Regions from separate parts of the Homo sapiens genome. Here all the other regions are linked to region 4. A link is a loop called in an ENCODE intact Hi-C map of the cell type or tissue named here. Cell type or tissue: Calu3. All regions are shown on one strand. Region 1 overlaps PSG4 (pregnancy specific beta-1-glycoprotein 4). Region 2 holds the start of PSG9 (pregnancy specific beta-1-glycoprotein 9). Region 3 has its middle 11 kb from the start of TEX101. Region 4 has its middle 22 kb from the start of PSG2. Region 5 overlaps PSG4 (pregnancy specific beta-1-glycoprotein 4).

The links. A loop is a pair of places that touch in the nucleus more often than their neighbours do. Peaks named below come from ENCODE experiments on the same cell type or tissue, not always from the same donor. Only the 100,000 strongest peaks of a DNase experiment are listed, where the experiment ranks them.
Region 1: it touches region 4 in a loop (5-fold over the local background); 14 of 110 quality-filtered maps call a loop at or near these places.
Region 2: a loop joins it to region 4, with 4 times the contacts of the local background. A loop is called at or near these places in 6 of 110 quality-filtered maps.
Region 3: a loop joins it to region 4, with 5 times the contacts of the local background. A loop is called at or near these places in 5 of 110 quality-filtered maps.
Region 5: a loop joins it to region 4, with 6 times the contacts of the local background. A loop is called at or near these places in 14 of 110 quality-filtered maps.

Annotation. Positions count from the first base shown.
Region 1 is chr19:43,189,948-43,194,947 of GRCh38, reverse strand. PSG4 (pregnancy specific beta-1-glycoprotein 4) reads left to right here. Exons shown (of 6, transcript NM_002780.5): 5 at 354-608; 6 at 1,560-2,246. The coding sequence ends at 1,576. Among named protein-coding and RNA genes, the nearest start is that of PSG5, 5.9 kb to the right of the region's middle. In Calu3, a CTCF peak has its summit at 3,027 (motif pointing right); a DNase peak (open chromatin) is centred at 3,067.
Region 2 is chr19:43,268,594-43,273,593 of GRCh38, reverse strand. It overlaps PSG9 (pregnancy specific beta-1-glycoprotein 9), which reads left to right and starts at 4,064. Exons shown (of 6, transcript NM_002784.5): 1 at 4,064-4,226. The coding sequence starts at 4,163. In Calu3, a CTCF peak has its summit at 2,323 (motif pointing right); a DNase peak (open chromatin) is centred at 2,323.
Region 3 is chr19:43,423,642-43,428,641 of GRCh38, reverse strand. No RefSeq gene overlaps it. Among named protein-coding and RNA genes, the nearest start is that of TEX101, 11 kb to the right of the region's middle. In Calu3, CTCF peaks have their summits at 2,560 (motif pointing left) and 2,763; DNase peaks (open chromatin) are centred at 2,341 and 2,771.
Region 4 is chr19:43,101,869-43,106,868 of GRCh38, reverse strand. No RefSeq gene overlaps it. Among named protein-coding and RNA genes, the nearest start is that of PSG2, 22 kb to the right of the region's middle. In Calu3, no CTCF peak of the experiment used is centred here; a DNase peak (open chromatin) is centred at 2,458.
Region 5 is chr19:43,196,564-43,201,563 of GRCh38, reverse strand. It overlaps PSG4 (pregnancy specific beta-1-glycoprotein 4), which reads left to right. Exons shown (of 6, transcript NM_002780.5): 3 at 3,289-3,567. Among named protein-coding and RNA genes, the nearest start is that of PSG4, 6.6 kb to the left of the region's middle. In Calu3, CTCF peaks have their summits at 2,481 and 2,695 (motif pointing left); DNase peaks (open chromatin) are centred at 13, 453 and 2,703.

The sequences.
Region 1 (5,000 bases), 88 kb before region 4:
AAACCACCAGAGGCCAGGTCTCTCAGTCTCTCTCCAGTCCAAGTATAGACACCTTTACTTCTGGACATCCGAGGTGGCCATGACTCCCTGCCCTGGGAAAACCTAGGTAGGCACAGCCTTAACCAAGAATATAAGGGGAGGGGACGCTCTTGTCATGGGAGACTTGGGGCCTAAAACTTGTGATGGGAGAAACAGGTGAATACCTCAGGCTTCGGCTCAGTGAACATAGAGGGAGTTTGGCTGGGACTTGAAGGTGTGTCTTGGCTTAGAGGGTAACTGTGTCCCTTTAAGAGACCAGGAACATCCCCTTCCCTCGGATGACATCACCTATGGCTTTATTCTCTTTGCGCCAGATGGTCCAGACCTCCCCAGCATTTACCCTTCATTCACCTATTACCGTTCAGGAGAAAACCTCTACTTGTCCTGCTTCGCCGAGTCTAACCCACGGGCACAATATTCTTGGACAATTAATGGGAAGTTTCAGCTATCAGGACAAAAGCTCTCTATCCCCCAAATAACTACAAAGCATAGTGGGCTCTATGCTTGCTCTGTTCGTAACTCAGCCACTGGCAAGGAAAGCTCCAAATCCATCACAGTCAAAGTCTCTGGTAAGTGGATCCCAGCATCCTTGGCAATAGGGATTTAGGTGGAGTCTATCTGGCATTCAGGGAAGAGTGAGGAAAACATTTTTATTCCCAGCCTGTGTCCCATGGGCACAAGCAAATCCCAAATTCTACTCCTGAACACTCCCAATTTGTCTAAGAACTTCCAAAACTTTAACAAACAGGCTGATATCTTCTTAAAATTCCCAGCCTAGACCAAGCAGGAGAAACATTGATTTCATTGAAATAATTGACAATATTGAGGATAATATTTTTATGATTTTTATTTGAAAATTTGCTGATTCTTTAAATGGTTTGTTTTCTAGATTTATGGAATTTTTTTCTTTTAATCTATCTATAGCTTGTAGCAGTTCAATAAACTATACTTCTGGGAACCGTAATTGAAACATTTACTTTTGCTCTCTACCTGACTGCCCCAGAATTGGGCAACTATTCATGAGTATTGATATGTTTATGGTAATACACATATTTGCACAAGTACAGTAACAATCTGCTCTCTTTGTAACAGGACACATTTCAAATCATTGGTTATATTACCAAGGCTTTGACTGGGATGTTATATTCAAGAATATAGATAGAATGAACCAATATGAACTGCAGGCAAAGTCTGAAGTCAGCCTTGGTTTGGCTTCCTATTCTCAAGGGTTTTGTAAAAGTTTAATCTGAGAGTCCTTATAAAAACTTAGAGCAAATAAAATTCTAAAAGAGCGCCTACATGGTCTATTGCTACTCTTGCTGCACTTATGTAAAGAATCAGACCACGTTTGAAGAAACTCAACCTATTTTGCAAACAAACTTATTCTACTGAAATTATCATTGGTAAAACTAGAGATGCCCATAGAGAGAAAAATTATGTGGAAAATAAAAACTGTAGTACACCGGTTATGAGATTGCAGCTCTGTTCATTGTTTCTGTGTTTTTATTATCCACCTGTAGACTGGATATTACCCTGAATTCTACTAGTTCCTCCAATTCCATTTTCTCCCATGGAATCACGAAGAGCAAGACCCACTCTGTTCCAGAAGCCCTATAAGCTGGAGGTGGACAACTCGATGTAAATTTCATGGGAAAACCCTTGTACCTGACATGTGAGCCACTCAGAACTCACCAAAATGTTCGACACCATAACAACAGCTACTCAAACTGTAAACCAGGATAACAAGTTGATGACTTCACACTGTGGACAGTTTTTCCAAAGATGTCAGAACAAGACTCCCCATCATGATAAGGCTCCCACCCCTCTTAACCGTCCTTGCTCATGCCTGCCTCTTTCACTTGGCAGGATAATGCAGTCATTAGAATTTCACATGTAGTAGCTTCTGAGGGTAACAACAGAGTGTCAGATATGTCATCTCAACCTCAAACTTTTACGTAACATCTCAGGGGAAATGTGGCTCTCTCCATCTTGCATACAGGGCTCCCAATAGAAATGAACACAGAGATATTGCCTGTGTGTTTGCAGAGAAGATGGTTTCTATAAAGAGTAGGAAAGCTGAAATTATAGTAGAGTCTCCTTTAAATGCACATTGTGTGGATGGCTCTCACCATTTCCTAAGAGATACAGTGTAAAACGTGACAGTAATACTGATTCTAGCAGAATAAAACATGTACCACATTTGCTAATACTGTTCTCTTAAAATAATTTTAAAAGAATGGGGTGGGCCCTCCCATGTGTCCAGGCCAGGTCTCTGAACAGAATCCTCCATCTGCAGTAACAATGCCTAAGAAGATGACATGGACTTGGTCCTGATATGCAGCCATTCCTGTATACCCTTCCCCTGCTGCAGGGCTGTACTAGCCCAGGGCCCAAATCTTCAGCTGCAGAGCTGAGAGAGAACATGGGATACCCAGCATCCCTTACCTTCTTCCAGTTCACTGCAGTGGCTACCGGCATGGCCCATTTATCCCTGAGGACACCCATCTGCTGACCCACAGTTTCTAAGAGTCAGACTTTCCTGGCTTCTCTGAGTCCCAGCTACTTTCACTCTGCTGAATCCTTCTTCTCCCCACAGGTGTCATTGACTTAGCAGACACCTCTTTCAGCTGCAGCTAACAGGTAAGCCAAGACCCAGACCCCAGAGAATAAACAAGGATTTCAAAACCTACTGTGTCCAACGGAGATGCCCACTTGTGGGCGGCAAGCCACCCAGGTGCCGAGGCAAGAGACCGAGGGCACGAGCTTTTCCAGTATAATAAAATATAAAAGGAGAATAGTTATACCAGATATAGATCTTAGATATGATTATATAGGAATATCATTAATCATTAGTTGGTAGCAATTACTCTTTATTCCAATATTATAATAATCCTCGCTCTATGATTATAACCTAGGAAAAGCCAGGTCATAAATAGATAGGAGCTGGGGAGACATAGTGAGAAGTGACCAGAAGACAAGATTGCGAGCCTTCTGTTATGCCCAGACAGGGCCACTAGAGGGCTCCTGGTCTAGTGGTAATACCAGCGTCTGGGAAGACACCTGTTGCCAAGTGGACCATGGACTAGAGGTACCCTCAGTGTCAAGGAAAAACACCCACTACTTAGCAGACCGGGAAAGGGAGTCTCCCTTTCCCCGGGGGAGTTTAGAGAAGACTCTACTTCTCCATCTCTTGTGGAGGGCCTGATGTTAGTGAGGTCCAACCACAGTTATCCGGAGGCCTAACCGTCTCCCTGTGATGCTGTGCTTCAGTGGTCACACTCCTAGTCTGCCTTCATGTTCCATCCTGTACAGCTGGCTCTGCTGTTTAGTTAGCAGTAGCAAATTAGTGAAAGTACTAAAAGTCTCTAATAAGCAGAAATAATGCTGTAAGCTCTTTCTCCTCTCTCTCTCTGCCTCAGCTGCCAAACAGAGAAGGGCCCCCTGTCCAGTGGACACGTGACCCATGTGGTCTCACCTATCATTGGAGATGGCTCACACTCCTTATCCTGCCCCTTTGTCTTGTATACAATAAATATCAGCGCAGCCTGGCATTCGTGGCCACTACCGTTCTCCACGTCTTGGTGGTAGTGGTTCCCTGGGCCCAATTGTCTTTTCTTTTATCTCTTTGTCTTGTGTCTTCATTTCTACAATCTCTCATCTCTGTACATGTGGAGAAAAACCCACCGACCCTGTGGGGCTGGTCCCTACACCCACTGTACAGAGACATAAATAAGTAGAGATGTATACAACTCCCCAACAACACGGTGTCCTAAAACAATGTTCCCTTCCCCCCTCATCGTGGAATTTACTGTCTCTCACCACATGGGCAAGTGCTTCCAGGGTCTCACAATTCTTCCACAAGAGGCAATGCACACTTTAACATAGCACTTCAGCAAATAAAGTGGTGACAGTTTACCTACTTAGAATAAGTTTCTTGAAGGTTCTCCCAAATTTCCCCCTGAAGAAGACAGAAAAGGCTTTCCCAATTGTGAAACACTGGCCTTCCCACCTTTCAAAAAGGACCACTGAATAGCCAAAACAATCTTGCCGAAATAAATTGTAGGACTTGAACTTTCTTATTTGAAAACTGACAAAGTAGTACAATTATTAAAACAGAAGCTGCTGGCAAAAGATAGACATAAAGACAAATGGGATAGAATTGAGAGTCTAGAAATAAACCCTGACACTTATGGTCAATTACTCTTTGAAGGAGGTATCAAGACAATTTAATGGAGGAACAATTCTCCTTTCAAATGATAGTGCAGAAACAACTAGATAACCACATGCAAAACAGTTAATTTAGATAATTCTACCTCCCACGATATCAAACCATTCTCTAAAAAATTGATCACTGAGTTAAATATAAGACCTATAACCATAAAAACATCTTAAAATAAACATAGACGTAAGTATTGATGATCTCAAATGTGCAGTGGATTCTTAGATATGATACAAAAGCATGAGAAACAAGAAAAAAAGATAAATTGGGCTTTATCAAGATGTAAGCCTTTTGTACATCAAAGGAAATTATCAAGAAAATAATTAATAGGCACAGAATGAGAGAAAATATCTGCAAACCACATATAGGCAGTTTTCATGTCCAGATAATATCAAGAACTAGCTACAACTCAATAACAAAAGGACAAACCATCCAATTTATAAATGGGCAAAAGACTCAAATAGACATTTCTTCAAAGAAGATATACAAATAGTCAAGAAGGACATGAAAAGATACTCAACATCATTAGTCATTAGGAAAATACAACGTCAAAGCTACAATGAGACACCAATCACACCTACAAAACTGGCTACCATTCTTTTACAATGTTAAATAACAAGTAGCAGCATTATGTAGAATTTCGAATCCTCATATATTGCTGGTGAGAATATAAAAATGTACAGCCACTAGGAGAAACAGTTTTCCTGTTCCTCAAAAAGCTAATCATAGAATTCTCATTTGA
Region 2 (5,000 bases), 170 kb before region 4:
AAATTGATCAGTGAGTTAAATATAAGATCTATAACCATAAAAACATCTTAAAATAGACATAGATGTAAATATTGATGACCTCAAATGTGCAATGGATTCTTAGATATGATACAAAAGCATGAGAAATAAGAAAAAAATATACATTGGGCTTTATCAAGATGTGAGCCTTTTGTACATCAAAGGAAATTATCAAGAAAATAATTAATAGATACAGAATGAGAGAAAATATTTGCAAACCACATATAGGCAGTTTTCATGTCCAGATAATATAAAGAACTAGCTACAACTCAATAACAAAAGGACAAACCATCCAATTTATAAATGGGCAAAAGACTCAAATAGACATTTCTTCAAGGAAGATATACAAATAGTCAAGAAGGACATGAGAAGATACGCAACATCATTAGTCGTTAGGAAAATACAAAGTCAAAGCATCAATGAGACACGACAACTCACCTACAAAACTGGCTACCATTCTTTTAAAATGTTAAATAACAAGTACCAGTATTATGTAGAATTTGGAATCTTCATACATTGCTGGTGAGAATATAAAAAGGAGAAACAGTTTTGCTTTTCCTCAAAAAGCTAATCATAGAATTCTCATTTGAAACAACTTCCATTCCTAGGTATATACCCAAAGAATTAAATCCAGGGACTCAAACAGGTACTTGCATGGGAATGTTGATTGCAGCATTATTCACAAAATATAAAATATGAAAACAATCCAAGTGCTCCTCAACACATCAATAAATAAATATGGTGACACATACAACAGAATGTTAATCTGCCATAAAGAGGAATGAAGCTCTGATACCCACTGGAACATGCATGGACTTTGGAAATATTATGCTAAGTGAAATATGTCAGAAACAAATTAACGTAAGTGTATAATTCCATTTATATTAGACATCAAGAATAGGCAAATTCATAGAGACAGAGTAGAGATGATCAAAGTCTAGGGTGGAACATACAAGGAGGTATTGTTTAAAAGATACAAAGTTTCAGTTTAAAATGATAAAAATTTTCTAGGGAAAATAGTGGTGATGGTAATTTAACACTGTGTATGTGGTTAATTTCACTTGATTGTGCATTTTAAAGTGGTTGAAATAGCACATTATTCACAGAACTGTGAAAAATAGATTTCTATTATATCGTTCACCCAAGCTAAGGTGTTTGTTATGGCAGCTGAAGCCCATGAATACATCATCTGACCCAGTGTGTCAATGAAACACATCAGTATTTCAATCAAATTAGCTGGAAGCTCCTGTCCCCAGGAGAATCAAAGGCCCCAAAACAAGAGCTCCAGCAAGGGCTCAACCAGCACAGGTCCCATAGGGCAGCCTCAATGTCAGGCCCTGGATGGCATGTGAGGCAACAGCAATACAACCACAACGTGAAAATGTAAGTATTTTTACTACTTCCAGACACTAGGGAGCACTCGGCACACCTGGAGACCACAGACACAGTGGTCAGTGACCCCATGCAGGGAGGAGAGAAGAGACCTGTAAGCGAATGGCTTTATTAAGTCCAGGGTGTTATCTGACAGGTTTCCAGCAGGGAGCTTTAATGGATGTGTTCAAAGCAAGCAGCAAACACTGGGACCAGGAGCTCACGCTGTGACTGAGAGGTAGTCACTTTAAATGTGAGGGCGAATGTCAGAATTATCAGTTTAAAGAAAGCAGCTTGAGAGAGGGGAGCCCAGCACACCAAGCAGGAGAGATGCCTCTAAGATTTTATCTCTGGACACCAACTGGAGCCACTTGAACCAGACACAGTATTGAAAACTACCATGGTGACCAAGCCCTGCCTCTGATTTGAGGCAAATAAACTTACACCTTAAAAAATGAATGCCAAGGCAACATGACACTATGAGCATCATGACATCCAGGGACACCAGCAGGGTGTGGTACTGTGCCCTGGAGTCAGAATCCTGGGTTCTGGTCCCTGGGAGTGAGAAAATGAAAATGACTTGTCCTTGCCCCCCTGACGTTGATCTTCCCACCCTGCTGCTCCCTCTTCTGCTCTCAAACCCATGTGCAGTGCTCAGCCCCAGGCATCACTGCCCCCAGGGTATTCACAGTGTTGCCTACTGCACACAAACACAAACTCACAGAAGGTGACAAAAATCTGCGTTTGGGACATCTGATTGTGAAAGAGGGATAACAGTGAACGTAGAGCCACAGAGACTGGGACTCACGGGGCTGGAAGGTGAAGGAGCTGTAACATAACATATGTGTGACCTCGTGTGAAGTGGAATAAAACATGCAGCCTGGCCTGGGATTGCTGCCGTTCACACTTCCCTCCCTGTCCACCAGAGGGCGACAGAGTCCCTCCCAGCCTGGAGCCTTCCCAGGGGATGCCAACCTCCCTCAGCGGAACCCACAGCCCAGCAGGGTCCACCCTCACCAGGGTCACTTCGGCCCAAGTCCTCAGCACCCTCCATGCTCCCCACACGGACTCTGTCAGTTCCTCCCTGACCTGGCGGCCGCCAACCTAACACCACTCCCTCTGCAGGGAGCTCCTGCCCCACACACCTGCTCCTTCCCTGGGCCCAGCTAAAGGCATCTCCCAGGGCAGCGCTGGTGCACGCGACGCCACACTGGGCGCTTTCCCCTCGTGAACTCTCTCCATCCTCATCAACTCTTTCTGTCACTGCTCCCTAAATGCCTGCCCCTGCTCCATCTGTCCTGTTCTCTGGGGCTTCCCAGGCCAAGCCTAGCGCCGACACAGAACAGCGGCTGCCTGAGGGCCCACAGCCTCCCCGGGAATCAGCCAGGCACCCTGTCACCTGCCTGCCCCCTGCACCCCAGGGGGCTCAGAGAGCGTGTGATGGTCATTCACAGGTACCATCCGGGATGTGGCCACCTACCCCCAGCTGTCCCTTGGGAAGACAGACCTCTCCTGTGTACTTGCGTGGAGAAGGGCGGTGTTATTGCTCTTTGCTCCCAGAACACAACTCACCCCCACCCGCCCTCTCAGGTGTGAGCAACGTCCCTCCAGAGAGCCTCTCTGGTCACTGCCTGTTCCTCCTCTACAGACAGCAGCTTGGCCAGGTCAAAACCCTCAGGACAGACCCCTGGGTGTGTCAGCACATGGAGGGCTGAGCCCATCATGGCCACGGAGTAAGTCGGGATGAATCTCTCCAGCTCTGAACCCCTGCTCTGTCCCAGGCTCCCCCTCCTGCGTCTCAATGAGCCATGTCCCGCGGGGTTCCTGGGTAACTCCCCACTTCCTCCTGCACCACCACGGGGAAGGTGTGGTGACCACAGGACAATCAGCTGGGCAGAGAAGAGAGGACATCAAAGATGGTCAGGGAGAACATGAGAAACCCTGAGCTCCAGCTCAGCCGCCAGACCCCAGGGAGCCATAGACTGACAGAGAACTGTCCCTTTGACTATGGGACTCACAGCCCCCACTGAGCAACCAGCACAGGCCTCTCCTCCTAAGAGGCATGAGAGATTCACCCTGCACACCTCCAGGAAGGACAGTTTCCTCTGGGACACCCAGGTCCTGAAAGTCCATCCTTGGAAGCTGCAGTCAAGCTTGACACGATTAGAGAAAGGAAGGGTCCCTCTCACCAGGCAACACACAGCTCACCCACAGCACAATGGGGTGTCACTGTGACAGGGACCTGGTGCATCTCCAGCCTCCTGCACTGAAGGGGAGAGCCAGATGGGGATGAAAGAGGGTAAAAGGCATGAATGTGCACCCCAACCCAGAGCCATGGGGACAGCAGGAGGCTGAGGCCCAGGACTGTGCTTGCCCAACCTGCAGGGTATGTGCCTGACTGTGTGGGTCTGTGTGTGTCTCTTCTGTGTGTGTGTGTGTGTGTGTGTGTGTGTGTGTGTGTCTGCACAAAGTGTGTGTTGAGGTTTGGTGAAAGAATCACTGCTGAAAAAGGCAGAGGCCTCCACAACTCCCAGGGACCTGAAACACAGACAAAAGGAAAAACAGAAGGAGGGACAAGGAGGCAGGACTGAGAGAGAAGGGGACAGAGAGGTGTCCTGGGACTGACCCCGCCCATGAGCTTGAGAAGTGCTCCTGCCCCGGGAAGAGGCTCAGCACAGAAGGAGGAAGGACAGCACAGCTGACAGCCGTGCTCAGACAGCTTCTGGATCCCAGGCTCATCTCCACAGAGGAGAACACACAGGCAGCAGAGACCATGGGGCCCCTCCCAGCCCCTTCCTGCACACAGCGCATCACCTGGAAGGGGCTCCTGCTCACAGGTGAGGAGAGAACTTCCTGGGAGAGGACAGGGGGAGGAAGCGGAGTGACTGGATGGGGTCTCCTGGAGAGGATGGGGTTGTAAAATAAAAGAAGCCAGCTCTTAGGGAGGCTGAGGTGGGTGGATCACGAGATCAGGAGTTCAAGATCAGTCCGGCCAATGCAGTGAAGCCCAGTCTCTCCTAAAAATATAAAAAATTAACCAGGTATGGTGGTGTACTCCTGTAATCCTAGCTACTCGGGAGGCTGAGGTGGGAGAATCATGTGAACCCGGGAGGCAGAAGTTGCAGCTAGCCGAGATACCGCCACTGCACGCCAGCCTGGGCGACAGTACGAGACTCCGTCTCAAAAAAAAAAGAAAAAAAGGAAAGAAGGCTCTGTTGCAGCCTGGATAGGGGAAAATACACCAGAGAGGGACAGGGGTCAAAAGAGGAAAGTCACATTGAACCGGAATTGGTAAGAGGTAGGAAAATCTTAAGTGTTCTGTTTTCCTGATTAATCATCCGGGGCCACCACATTTTGAAAAATGATAATAATAACTATATCAGATGACACTTCAAATAAAAATATAAGCAGGACATGAAACACTATCCTCAGCAAAAAACCTCAACAATTGGGGGAAAAAAAAACACCCAGGGCATGGAGGGCCCTGAGAACTCTCACATCTACAGGAGTCTGCAGCCTGTCCCAGGCACTGGGGTGCAACCAGGATCACAAAAGTCCCTGTCCTCACGGAGCTCACGCTGTCATGGGGAGGAAGACAGACATGCGAAGAG
Region 3 (5,000 bases), 320 kb before region 4:
AGATTTTATATATATATATATATATGTATATTCTTTTTTTTTTTGAGATGGAATCTCACTCTGTTGCCCAAACTGGAGTGCAATGGTGCCATCTTGGCTCACTGCAACCTCCACCTCTCAAGTTCAAGCGATTCTCCTGCCTCAGCCTTCTGAGTAGCTGGGATTATAGGCACCCATCACCACACCTGGCTAAGTTTTGTATTTTTAGTAGAGACGGGGTTTCACCATGTTTGTCAGGCTGGTCTTGAATTCCTGACCTCAAGTGATTCGCCTGCCTTGGCCTCCGAAAATGCTGGGAACACAGATGTGAGCCACCATGCCCAGCCATTCTGTATATATAGTTTTAAAAAGATAAGCCTCCCCCAACCTTTTTTTTTTTTTTTTGAGATGCAGTCTTGCTCTGTTCCCCAGGCTGGAGTGCAATGGTGCAATCTCAGCTCACTATAACCTCTGCCTCCCGGGTTCAAGCAATTCTACTGCCTCAGCTTCCTGAGTAGCTGGGATTTCAGGCATGCGTCACCACGCCTGGCTAATTTTTGTATTTTTAGTGGAGATGGGGTTTCGCCATGTTGGCCAGGCTGGTCTTGAACTCCTGACCTCAAGTGATCCACCGGCCTCGGCCTCCCAAAGTGCTGGGATTACAGGCATGAGCCACTGGATCCGCTGAGCCTCTCCCTTTTAAAAAATAAATATGCCACATTCTGTGACGATAAAGTTACAAGAAAATAAAAAAATTAAAATAAACATGTCATGAAATCAGCGTATCTATTAATGGTTGACTTTCTTGCAAAGACTACCAGAGAAACCCATTGATCACGCAAAGTAAGAGTTTATAAGGCCAATTGCAGCAAGGGAGAACAAAGTTCGGTGGTGTCTCAACAGTGTCACAAAGGGGAAAATGATGTAAGGGTATTTGAGGTAATTCTTTAAAGCAAGGAACTGACTAAAATTGGGCAAAGGGCTGGGTGCGGTGGCTCACGCCTGTAATCCCAGCACTTTGGGAGGCTGAGGCAGGCGGGTCACCTGAGGTCAGGAAAGAACCTAGGAGGCGGAGGTTGCAGTGAGCCGAGATCATGCCACTGCACTCCAGCCTGGGCGACAGAGCGAGACACTATCTCAAAATAAAATAAAATAAAATAAAATAAAATAAAATAAAATAAAATAAAGTAAAATAAAATAAAATAAAATAAAATTGGATAAAAAGTATGAGACGATAGTTTAGAATTGGTGAACACAACAGAATGGAGGTCTTGAGAGAAGTCTTGAGAAGCAAACTATTGTCTGATAAGTGAGCTTTTTGCCCAGTTGAGCCATGTGTTGAGAGGAGAGCTATATGCCCAGGTGAGCAAATTGTTTGCCTAGATAAATTTTTTTTTTTTTTTATTTTCCTGAAGCAAACAATGAGTTCTTTATTGTTTTACAGTCTTATCCTTCCAGGCAAGGCTTTTTTGAAAGTCAAACAAACAGGTAAGTCATGTTGAAATACATGATCTCAGTTCTCATATCTAATAGAATTTAAGATACCTACCTCATTAAATAATCAATGAATGCATTTTCTTAGCTGTATCAGAAAAGTATTATTTTATATCTGATTATTCAAGCCAGGATCCAAGCAAGGTCCACAAATTGCATTTGATTTTGTGTGTTTAAGTTCCTCTTAAACTATAGCTTCCCTTACTTTTTTTTCTTCTTCTCTCAAATTTATGTTTTGACAAAGTTAGGTCATTGTCTTGCAGCTTCCATAATCTGGATTTTGCTAGTTCCATCCCCACAGGCATTTAACATGCTCTTTTCTCCTCTAAGTTCCTTTCAATTTGGTAGTTAGAACTGATGCACGCTGAGTGCAGTGGCTCACACCTGTAATCCCAGAAATTTGGGAGGCCCAGGTGGGAGGATCGCTTAAGCCCAGAAGTTTGAGCACAGCCTGAGTAACATGGTGAGACTCTGTTTCTACGAAATTAAAAAAAAAATTAGCCAGCTCTGGTGGTGCGTGCCTGGAGGCCCAGCTACCCAGGAGCCTGAGATGGGAGGATCACTTGAGCCCAGAAAGTAGAGGCTACAGTGAGCTGCGTTTGTGCCGCTGCACTCCAGCCTGGGTGACAGAGCAAGACCCTGTCTCAAAACAAAACAAAACAAAAACAAACAACAACAGCAACAAAAACAAAACAAAAAAACTGATGCAGGATGGACAGGCCCCCAACATGATGCTTAGGCTGGGAGGGTTCTTGGCTTTGACCGGGAAAGAATTCAAGGGCGAGCCCCGGGTATTAGGCAGTAATCTTTTATTGAATGGTACTGCTCCTTGCTGAGCAGGGATAACTCATTGGCAGTGTGCCCAGAGTTGGCAACCTGTGAACCCTTGGCAACTACATTTATATTCTCTTATAGCCACTTCAATTACATGCAAATTAAGGTGTGGATTAATGCAAATTAAGGAGTGAGTTATTTAACAAGTTTCCAGGAAAAGGGCAGCAACTTCCAGATCATTGCCATAGAAATGGGTGGTAACTTCTGGGTCGTTGCTATGGCGTTTATAAACTGTCATGGTGCTGGGGGCAGTGTCTTGAGCTAATGAGCAATGAGGGCAGCTAGGGTCACTTTTGCTGTCATCTGCTGGTTTTGTCCAGTTTCTTCACTTTATCCTGTCTGGACTAAATCCTGTTTTAGTCAGCAGCGTTGTGACCAGAAAACAAGTCTTGTCGATCTCCTAAACTACTGATCTAAGCTATTCAGCTTTTAAAAACGTGGCAAACAGCAATTTAGTGGGTCTCCCACTGCCAATTTTGTCTTCCTCCAGACTATTCTCAACATAGCAGCTAGAGGGCTCCTTAGACAAGAGAAGTCAAAACATCGTATCACACCCTGACATAAACTAACTTTTTCTTCTTTCTTTTCTTTTCCTTTTCTCTTCTCTTCTCTTTCTTTTCCCCTCCCTCCCTCTGCACTGCCCCCTCCCTCTCTCCCTTCCTTCTTTCCTTCCTTCCTTCCTCCCTTCCTCCCTTCCTTTCTCTCTCTCTCCCCTCCCTCAATCTCTCTGTCTTTCTTTATTTTTTAAACAGAGTCTCACTCTGTCACCCAGGCAGAGTGCAGTGGTGGGATCAAAGCTTACTTCAGCCTCAACCTCCCAGGCTCAAGCAGTCCTCCTGCCTCAGCCTCCTCAGCAGCTGGGACCAAAGGTGCATGCCATCATGCCCAGCTAATTTTTAAAAATTTTTTGTAGAAATGAGGATCTTGCTATGTTGCCTAGGCTGGTCTCAAACTCCTGGACACAAGCTATCCTCCCACTCTGGCCTCCCAGAGTGCTAGGATTGATTACAGGCATGAGCCACCACACCTAGCCTGATCTAAACTCTCTAACAACTTCCAAATTCACCTGGCATAAAAGCCAGAGTCAGTGCAGTTGCCTATGAGCTCCCTGAGATCTGTATTCCCGTTACCTCTGACCACATCTCCTAAGATGCTCTTCCTCATTTCCTCTGCTCCAGTCACCCTGGCCTAGTTGCTGTTTCTTGGGATCTCATGCAGGTGCCCACCCATAATATATGCATTCCAGTTTTTCTATATCCCTGCCAACACCTGTATACTGGAAACAGCACAACAATGCTGAAGGAAATTTCACACTGTGAAATAATACTGTGTCTTCTTCCCCATTCATAGCATATATCTTTTCATTTATTTCAGCACTGTTGTGAAATAAATGAAAAGATATATGGTATGAATGGGGAAGAAGACACAGTATTATTAATGTCGCTGGAAAAAGGGGTCTTGATCCAGACTCCAAGAGAGGATTTTTGGATCTTATGCAAGAAAGAATTCAAGGTGAGTCACAGAGTGCGGTGGCAACAGAGTTGCTCATTAGTTACACAGTAGGGTTGCCTCAGAAAGCAAGAGAAAGAATGCGCTGTCTTTTTAAAAATTATTATTATTATTTTTTGAGACAGAGTTTCACTCTTGTTGCCCAGGCTGGAGTGCAATGGCGCGATCTCGGCTTACCACAAACTCTGCCTCCCAGATTCAAGCGATTCTCCTGCCTCAGCCTCTCGAGTAGCTGGGATTATAGGCATGCGCCACCACGCCCGGCTGATTTTGTATTTTTAGTAGAGACCGGGTTTCTCCATGTTGGTCAGGCTGGTCTTGAACTTCTGACCTCACGTGGTCTGCCCGCCTCAGTCTCCTAAAGTGCTGGGATTACAGGCGTGAGCCACCGCACCCGGCCGCATTGTCCTTTTTTAAAAACTCTTCTTATACAGGGGTCTTATCTATATAAAAGCTAAGCTAAGTTATGTCTATGTGTGAGTGGGCTGACAGCATGACAAAATTTATTATTTTGCTGATTTAAGGAAAGTTATCTGCCAGGTGCAGTGGACCATGCTTGTAATCCCAGCACTTTGGGAGGCCAAGGTGGGAGGATCGCTTGAGCCCAGGAGTTTGAGACCAGCCTGGGCAACACGGTGCGGTCCTGTCTCTACAAAAAAAATACAAAAATTAGTGAGGTGTGGTGGCTCTCGCCTGTAGTCCCAGCTACTGGAGGGTGGGGGTGGGAGGTGGGAGGATTGCTTGAGCCGGGGAGGCAGAAGTTGCAGTGAACTGAGATCATGTCACTGCGCTCCAGCCTGGGTGACAGAGCGAGACCCCATCTCCAAAAATAATAAATAAATAAATAAATAAATAAATAAATAAAAGTTATTCTTGGCATTTTAGTGCATAAGTACACCAAAGCATGACTCTGTCTTGAAAGTATATATTGTTATGTGATATTGGGACATCTGGACATTCTTCTGTCACAGGAGTTTGTCCTTGCAGGCATTAATAAACTGCTTCTTTAGCTGTAAACATCTTATGACCGTGGGTTGTGATTGGCAAAGAGCGTACCTTGCTAGTTTTACGACAGGGTTGATTTTAAAATGGTGTCACCCTGGCTCTCCTATGCTCCTGTTTCCTTAACGTTAAGATGTCAATTCTCCTCAAACAATCCCAATCAAAATCCTTGCAGGATTTTT
Region 4 (5,000 bases):
TAAGCTCTTTCAGGAAAAAATTTGGTGTGTTCAAGGAAGATTAAAAAGATGCCAAGGTAACACAAAAATAATAGAAATTCACCATGGGGTTTTATTTATTTATTTTTTATTAGACTTTAAGTTTTAGGGTACATGTGCACAACGGGCAGGTTAGTTATATATGTATACATGTGCCATGTTGGTGTGCTGCACCCATTAACTCATCATTTAACATTAGATATATCTCCTAATGCTATCCCTCCCCCATCTTCCCACCCCACAACAGGCCCTGGTGTGTGATGTTCCCCTTCCTGTGTCCATGTGTTCTCAGTGTTCAACTCCCACCTATGAGTGAGAGCATGTGGTGTTTGATTTTTTGTCCTTGCGATAGTTTGCTGAGAATGATGGTTTCCAGCTTCATCCATGTCCCTGCAAAGGACATGAACTCAACATTTTTTATGGCTGCATAGTGTTCCATGGTGTATATGTGCCACATTTTCTTAATCCAGTCTATCATTATTGGACATTTGGGTTGGCTCCAGGTCTTTGCTATTGTGAATAGTGCCACAATAAACATACGTGTGAATGTGTCTTTATAGCAGCATGATTTATAATCCTTTGGGTATATACCCAGTAATGGGATGGCTGCATCAAATGGCATTTCTAGTTCTGGATCCCTGAAGAATTGCCACACTGACTTCCACAATGGTTGAACTAGTTTACAGTCCCATCAACACTGTAAAAGTGTTCCTATTTCTCCACATCCTCTCCAGCACCTGTTGTTTCTTAAAAGATGTAGCTTTTAATTTGGTCTCTGTTCTTCAACTGAATCACTGTGCTCAAGATAGAGCCCATTAAGGAAGAGGGACAACAATGTCTATGCAATTTTTAGATTCTAATCATTTAAATATGTAAAAAAGAGAACCAGTTGGAAGGGACAACATTTAGACATTAAAAATCAAGGATTTCACTGAATCCCAGGTCCCCAAGAAGAGGAAAATGCAATGAGGACCATACTGTGCAACACTCCCACAGAGTACCTTGCTACAAAGGCATTTCCTTAATTGTTTAAACTGTGTCTTTTGTATCTAAACATGCAAAGAAATGAGTAGCCCTCTGAAGCTAGAATAATTTATTATAACCACTGTTAGTCACCTTCAAAACCATAGCTCTTACCACTGACCTGGCAATCATTACACACACAAGTCAAATATTTTTACAGTACAAAGTAATGTAAAAGGCAAAGAGGTCAGGTAACACAACGGAGAGAAGAACAGAGTTTTAGACCTGAGAGAAATCTATTCACTTGCAACTCTTGGGATTCCATGAGAAAAGAAAACTATGGTTAATCCCCTACAGGAGAGTCTGTGTCATCTTTTCTGTTTTCCTAAAGGGGTCCTAATACAGGAGTTATTGAGAAATTATTTTTAGGCAGCTAGAAAGGGTAAAAGAATTCTTGGTGGAATTTTCCTTTAATAAAAAGCAGCCCCCAAGCCATTTCTAACAGAAAAAATACTGAATGATCAGGCTGCAAGCACAGATATGCATATATAGATGCAGGCAACTAAGAGCCAGGTACTCCCAATATGGCGGTTTCTGTTCTTTTTTCCTTGTCACCACAAGTGCAGGTGTCATGGTGACCACCAGGTAGAAGTCACATTTGCATAATAAAAGATTACTGTGGGAGGACCAGTCTTTTCTCGGGCTATGTAAACAGCACACCTGGTCAAAACAACCCCCTGGACCCTATGTAAATCAATCAGTGCCTCCTCAAGTCTCTGTATAAAATCAATTGCATTCCACCCCAAATTGGAGACCCTCTCTTAGGTGACTGCTTTCTCAGTATGAAAAAGCTTTTTCTCTCTCTCTTCTTTTTTATCTGTTAAATTTTTCACTCCTAAACCCACTCTTTATGTGTTTCCATGTCCTGAATTCTTTCTAGTGTGTGACAAAGAACCATGGATAGATTCCCAAACAGAGCCATTTTATTTGGGAGTTCTTATCCGGGATTGTGATCAGAAGATAGAAACATCAGAATGGTGAGTATGGAGCAAACCTCAAATCTCTCCTTTAATTTCAAGGTTCTCTTCAAACTAGTTTCCTTTCATGGAGAACCTCACCATCACATGAGGCTGGGGGATGTCCTGGAGCAGCTGAGAATTTCTGGCCAGGACACACCCTGATGTTATTCAAAAGCTTCTGGATTGAACACAGCCTCCAGCAGCTCATCCAGATGTTAGTAATGGGTCTCCTAATTTGCTATCCTGTTGCAAATTTGTTCTTCCTTTCTATCCATGGTCTCTATGTCTCCTATTCTTTCTGTGTATGCAATATGTGCAAATTTTTACAGTTCAGGGAACAGTTCTGTTAGGAAAGATCGGTAAATGCTATAATAACTAACCCAATAGGTCCCTTCCTCTCTCTCTCTCTCCTTCCTTTGGTAAGCACATGGTATTTCTAAGCCAACAGTGTCACCTAGTGGAAGCAGAAATCCTCCTCATGAGGCACATTTTTGGTCCTCTGCCATAACACTGCACTTTTAAAATTCTCTCTTTTTGCACTGATAGAAAAGCCCTTTCTGTGAATGGGGAAGCTCTGCTTTCAACAGTTAGGAGTAAAATGTCTTCCGTAGCCAAATTTTAGTTCTGATACTGTCCCATCAGCAGGAAAAACTGCCATTAGGTCCCTATGTTCATTTAAGGTACTTATTCTATCTCCAATTAGAACACGATTTAATTAGTAAGGGCATTTTAAGAACAGAGTTAACCAGGACCACTTTTCTGAGGGAAAATGTTTTAGCACGGGCCATAACCGGAAACTGGCACATTCCATCTGTTAAAGAAAGCTTGCTCAAAGGCAACTGCTACAGTTTCTCCAGAGATCCATTTTTCAGGAAGCCAGGCAGATCACAGGCAGATAAGCTAAGGTTACATGGGTAAAGTGTGGCTAATCCCATCACTTCATTTATCCAGTTCCATGGCTTAGAAGGCCACACCTAGAACCATGGGCGGCACATTTTACACAGTGCCAGGACTCAGGAGCCAAGGAGAGAAAACAGTTGGGGGGATGCTCCCACTGTCTTCCACTCCACTCTGGGTCACAATGAAAGGAGGAGGACTATAAGGACACTTTTATTTTCACTTCTTTTTCTAGATGGCTAACAGAGCATCTTCAGCTTGCACCCCTCTGGAGTGCACTCTGAGGCACTAGAACTCTTTTAACCTCAGGACTTTGAAGAGAAAAGCAACTCATTCTATTTTGCACAATGACAGGACATTTTTACTAAACCTTTACAAGCATTGTAACAGCAACCCAGATTTTTTTAACAGCCATATCAGGCAGGCCTATAAAGAATAATCCCCTCGAATTAGAAAAGCAAATTCCAAGGGAACCATCTGAGAAGAAACTCCATAATTTGGGATCCTTCCAAGTTCCCTTCTCATTACAGGACCTTAGGCAAATAAAGTAAGACTTAGGCTGATTTTCAGACAATCCTGATAGGTATATAGAAGCTTTCCAGAATTTAAGTCAGGTGTTTCACCTCACATGGAAGGATGTTATGCTGCTCCTAAACCAAACCCTAACTGTAGCTGAAAAATAGGCAGCTCTGCAAGCAGCAGAGAATTTTGGAGATGAGCAACATATCTCCTATAATACACCAAAAGGGAAGGAAGGAGATATGGAAAGTGAAGAAATAGCAGAAACACCATTCCAAATAAGAAGTGAAGCAGTACCTCTTGACAACCCTGATTGAAACCCCAATAGCTCTGCAGATCAATGGAAAAGAAAAACTAAGGCTAGACCTCTTAATTTCTCTAAACTGTCTAGGATAGACTAAAAGCCAGATGAGAATCCTGCAGCCTTTATGGATAGGTTGAGAAGGGCACTATTAGCACACACCTTTTTATCTCCTGATTCAGTCAAGTGACAGCCCATTCTAAAAGATAAGTTTATTATATAGAAATCTCCCAATATTAGAAGGAACCTACAAATGCAAGCTATAGTAGCAGATAGCACCTTGGAAAACCTTCTGAGGGTAGCCACTTCAGTCTTTTATAATAGGGACCAGGAGAAGGCCCAGAAGAAAGAGAGAAAGCTCAAGAGAAGGACAAAGCCTCTAGTAGCTGCTTTGCAGAGTTGCAAAGTCCAGGATCCCAGAGGTGTATCCACTAGTTGCTCTCGGTATGGCAGGCCAGGGCATTTTAGGAAGGAGTGTCCAAAGAGCAAGAGGAAGCCACCTTGACCCTGTCCAGCCTGTGGTGGAGACCACTGGAGATGCAACTGCTCCCAGAGATGGAGGTCACTGGGTTCAGAAGCAGTCTCACAGTTGTCCAGCAGGACTGATGGGTCCTGGGGCTCAAACCCCTGGCTCCAGCAGCTGAAACTGCCATTACAGCACAGGAGACACAGGTGATTCTGGAAATTATAGGAAAGAAAGTAGACGTCCTTCTAAACACTAGATCCAGTCTCTCTCTTTTCTCCTTTCTTATCCAGGCCTCCTCTCTTCCCATAGCACAACCATAAGGGGTGTCTCATTAAAAATTCAAATACAATATTTTTCTCAACCTGTACTTTACAATTAGGAGGACCTATTGTTTACACCTGCTTCCAAACCACTGTCACAATAGCTCCACTAGTCAGAAAAGTCTCCAAATTAACCCTAGGAAAAAACGGTTTACACCTCCACTTAATGTGGCAAAATTACTTTCCTCTAGAGGGAGCGCTTAGCTAGCAAACAGCTGGTAAAGCAAGAAATATATAAGGCAGGATAAGCAGTAGTCACTCTAAATAACATCTCTCTTCAGGTGCAGGTGCTCAATCAGCTAAACAAATAGTTCTTACAAGGGTACTTAAATTAAGCAAGAGAAAGGTAGCTAACATTTACATTGATTCCAAGTATGCTTTTTTAGTTCTTCATGCTCATGCTGCCATTTAAAATAAAAGGCATTTTCTTACCACTAATGGATTTCCTATAAAATACCACCAAAAAATTAACATCTTATTATCCTCAGTTTTCTTCC
Region 5 (5,000 bases), 95 kb before region 4:
ACATGACTGGCTGAGCCATTAGTCATAGGTATGAATGAGGTCAGCCGGTTGCCAGAATGCAAAAGAATGAGAAACATCTCAAAAGACCAGTCTCGCGTTCTACAATAGTGATGTTATCTATAGGAGCAATTAGTTACAAATTTTGTAAACTCTTGCCAAATGACACTGGAGCAGTCAGGGATTACATAAACTGTGCCTACATTTTAGCAGAATTCGGTTCCCTCCTATAATCTTAATCTCATGGTCTTTCACTAGTTTGACAAAGGCCGTCCCTGGGCAAAGTAAGGGTGTTAGTTTTATGGAGGAACTATTATCATTCCTGCTTCAAAGTCAAACCATAAACTAAATTCCTCCCAAGGTTAGCCTGGCCTATGCCCAGGAACGAGTGAGGACAGCCAGCCTGAGACTAGATGCCAGATGGACTCAGACATGCTAGTTTGCTGTCACTGCTGTAATCTTTGCACTGACTCACCAGGGTGTCAGAGGCTGGACAGGCCTGCAGTCCCCAAAGCACATGGACTCATTTCTCCTGTATCACTTGGGACTCCATCCTCAACCTGCTATGCAGCTCACATTCTCCTGTCACTTCCTAGAGACTTCTGGCTTCCTGTCAGGCATATAACAAGCTTAAAATTTGTGACTCCGTTCTAACACTAAGTAAAAAGTCAACAACTCATTAAAATCCCTCAGAGAAGGCTGTGCTCAGTGGCTCACGCCTATAATCCCAGGACTTTGGGAGGCCGAGGCAGGCACAAGGTCAGGAGATGGAGACCATCCTGGCTAACATGGTGAAACCCCGTCTCTACTAAAAATACAAAAAATTAGCCGGGCTTGGTGGCGGATGCCTGTAGTCCCAGCTACTTGGGAGGCTGAGGCAGGAGAATGGCATGAACCCAGGAGGTGGAGCTTGCAGTGAGCTGAGATCATGCCACTGCACTCCAGCCTGGGCAACAGAGCGAGACTCTGTCTCAGAAAAAAAATGCTGTTAGAGAAATGAAGAATGCTTTTGATGCTTACTGGTAGACTGCACACAGCTGAGGAAGGAACCCCCAGCTTGAGGATGTGTCAATAGAAACTTCCAAAACTGAAACAGGAAAGTTCAAAAAGGGTGGGGAAAAAAAAGTGGAACAACATATTCGCCTTCATATTTAATATTTTTTTTGACAATAGCAATTTTTAAATTTTGTAGTTGTGGGACAACTACAAAGGCTGTAACATACACATAATGGGAATACTGGTGGTGTTGCGGACCAGTTGGAGGTGACCAGGTGGGTGCTATCTGATGGTTTTACTGCCTGTGCCACATACAACTGTTTCCTCATGATGATGCCATTTTCATAAGTTGGATTTCTTCACGTGGGCAGACACACGAGCCATTGGCATCTCACTTAGACTCTTCCTATTTCACACAAACTTAAACTTTAGTGGTATTTCCTGAGCTTAACAGAAAATGAAGAAAGCATTCCACATACCTGTTTTGGGGTCCTCCCCATTTTTCCTAACTCTGCACAGAAATTAGAAGCAGGGAGTTCTTTCTATATTTACTAACATAACACACATCACTTCTTTTAATTTGGCATCCTTCCTCCCTTTATGTAATTGACGCACTGACCAGTTCTGTCCTTTTAATGGGACTCTCTCTACTTAAGGAGCTGCTAATTTCCAATCACCTTTGGCATCTTTCTTTGAGCATAATGTGATCCTGCTGGAATTCACGGCACACCTAAACCTTATTTTGGTCTCAAGAGAAATACTACTACCAGCAATTGATCTTCGATGTCTGGATCATCAGTAAAAGTTTCCACTTATGAAAACATTTTAATGTTTCCTCCAAATTTTTTTTTGTTACTAGAGTCAGAACACAACATGAGGTCTAAATTCCTGACAACTTTTTACGGGAAAATTACAGTATTACAAATTGAGCATCCCAAATCCAGAAATCCACAATCTGAAATGCTCAAAACTCAACCCTTCTGACCACTGATGTGATGCTAAAAAGAAGTGCTCACTGGCGCATTGTGGATTTTAAATTTTTCAGATTTGGGATGCTAAACCAGTACATGTACTGCAAATATTCCAAAATAAAAAAATTAGAAATCGAAAACACTTTGTTTTAACCTTTCTGCATAAGGAGCACTTTATCTGTATGAACTATAGGCATGAAGCTGTACAGGAGATCTCTAGAACCTCCTCATCCTGCATAACTGAAAATGCACAACCATGGAACAACACCCTATTCCCCTGATCCCAACTCCTGCAAACTACTATTCTACTCTCTGATTCACTCTGGAATCCACTTATATGAGGTACATAGAGTAGTCAAACTCAGAATCAGAGAGTAGAATGTCTAATGAGAGAAAGTATCTGCAAGACTTCTTCCCAAATATTGGTCTAATATCCACCAAACGCATATGGTCCATGAGGGCCAGACTTCCATCATCTGTTCATGTTCGCCCTTTCCACCAGTCAGTTCTGCATTTGCAAACATCCACATGTATTTCTAGAAAGATCCACATGGTCCTCACCTGCCCTCTACAGGGGGAAGCGAGCATCATGGACCCAGAACACGGAACATGGTCTTGGTCCAAAGCTATCAGCTCTTGCCTGTCCCCTTCACTCTTTGTAGGTCATTCCTTGGACTCTGCTCTATCTTTAGAGGTCACTGGCTCAAGTCAGTCACCATGAGACACCTGGGAAAACTGCGCCACCTTGTGGCTCCACTGCCTGATGACTGAACTGACCTCCAGGCTTGACTCTGGTCTCCCCTGTGTTATTTATGCTGAAGTACCCAGTCCCAGGTCAGGCTTTCCAGTACCCAAAGGGTTTAAGGACAATGGGAAGTTCCATCATCCATCTCTAGGATGTCCTTGGAAAGGGAAGCTGCAGAGAAAACATACCTCGGGGGGCAAAGTAAGACTGAAACTAAGAAGATTCCAGCACTGCATGCTCCAAGTGAGGACCACAAGGTGGGTCAGGCAGGCAGTTGGAGACGGAGGAACTCAGAGAGGCATCGGGTCTGTGACTGCTGGTCCTGTGTCTTTCCATGACCCAATGCTGCTGCTCAATTCACACCTAAGAAAGTCTGTGCTTCTCCCACATAAAGCAGGCAGCCTCACAATCTCTGAGCTCTCAGATTGCCATGCATCTGTCTTTAACACACACATCTTCCATGGGCTTTTAAGGACTTGGGTGGGCTGAGAGGTGGGAAATGCCAACTCTGATTGAAAAATGCCTTTGGAAGAATCAAAGATGCCACACAGGGCAAACCTCTCTCTGTTTTCTGCACAGTGGAGACTCCCAAGCCCTCCATCTCCAGCAGCAACTTAAATCCCAGGGAGGCCATGGAGGCTGTGATCTTAACCTGTGATCCTGCGACTCCAGCCGCAAGCTACCAGTGGTGGATGAATGGTCAGAGCCTCCCTATGACTCACAGGTTGCAGCTGTCCAAAACCAACAGGACCCTCTTTATATTTGGTGTCACAAAGTATATTGCAGGACCCTATGAATGTGAAATACGGAACCCAGTGAGTGCCAGCCGCAGTGACCCAGTCACCCTGAATCTCCTCCGTGAGTATCCTCTGTTCCTCTGTGAGCCAGGCTGCCATCCCAAATACACATGGCCAGAGGCCAGGCCTCTCAGTCCCTCTCAGGTCCAAGTACAGAGACCTTTACCCCTAGACATCAAAGCTGGCCATGACTTTCTGCCCCAGGCAAACCAGAGTAGGCCTAGGCTTGATCCACAATAGGAGAAAAGAGGCTGCTCCTGTCATGGGAGACTCAGGTTCCACAGCTTGTGATGGGAGAAACAGGTGAAGGTCTCAGGCTCCAGATCAGTGAACACAGCGGGGATTTGGCTGGGACTTCAGTGTTGCGACTTGGCTCACAGGGTCACTGTGGCCCTTCCACAGACCAGGATTTTCCCTTCCCTCTGACAATGTCACCTGTGACTTTATTCTCTTTGCTCCAGATGGCCTGGATGCCCCCACCATTTCTTCCTCATACACCTATTACCATACAGGGGAATTCCCCAATCTCTCCTGCCTCACAGACTCTCACCCACTGGCAGAGCATTCTTGGCTGATTGATGGGAAGTTCCAGCAATCAGCACAAGTGTGCTTTATCCCCCAAATCACTAAAACATATAGAGGGGTTTAGGTCTGTTTCATCCATAACTCAGCCACTGATGGAACAAATCTCATAATCAAGAGGATCATAGTGCCTGGTAAGTGGATCCCTGGAGCATTGGCAATATGTTTTCCAGTGAAGTCTATCTAGCTATCAGGGAAAAGCCACCTGCCCTCTGCAAAGGGAGAGGGAAAATCAAAAACCCAGCACAGGGAATATGTTTCTGCTCCAAAACCACCAGCTTTTGCCTGTCCCCTTCACTCTTTCTAGGTCATTCTTTAGACTATACACTAACAATGAACAATCTGAAAGGAAATTAAGGAAATAATTTCAATTCACATTAACATCAAAAGGAATAAAATATTTTGGAGTAAGTTTAATCAAAAAGGTCAAATGATTATATCCTGAAAACTACAAAACATTGCTGAAAGAAATTAAAGACGATATCAATATATGGAAAGACATTTCATTTTCATGGATTGGAAGAATCAATATTGTTAGAAAGACAATACTACCCAAAGTTAGTTGCAGATTCAATGCAACCCCTACCAGAATCCCAGTAACATTTTTTTGCAGAATTATAAAACTCTGTCCTAAATCTGACCTGACAGGCTCTTATTAATGACTGCCACAACAGAAACACTGAGAAAAAGAGGCAACCATGAAAACGTGGAAAGTTCTGACGACAGAAAATAGCAATCAGCCTTTCTCACATCCCAAAGCTTTAAAAAATATATGAGTGCAGCATGGCCAGTATGGAATTGACCAAAAACTAATCATCAAGCTAGAAACGTGGTGAGAGAAAAAAAAAGGGCAAGAATATCTTTGGCTTATCACCTCCCACTTTTGCCTACTAATCTGATGCTGAAAAGAAA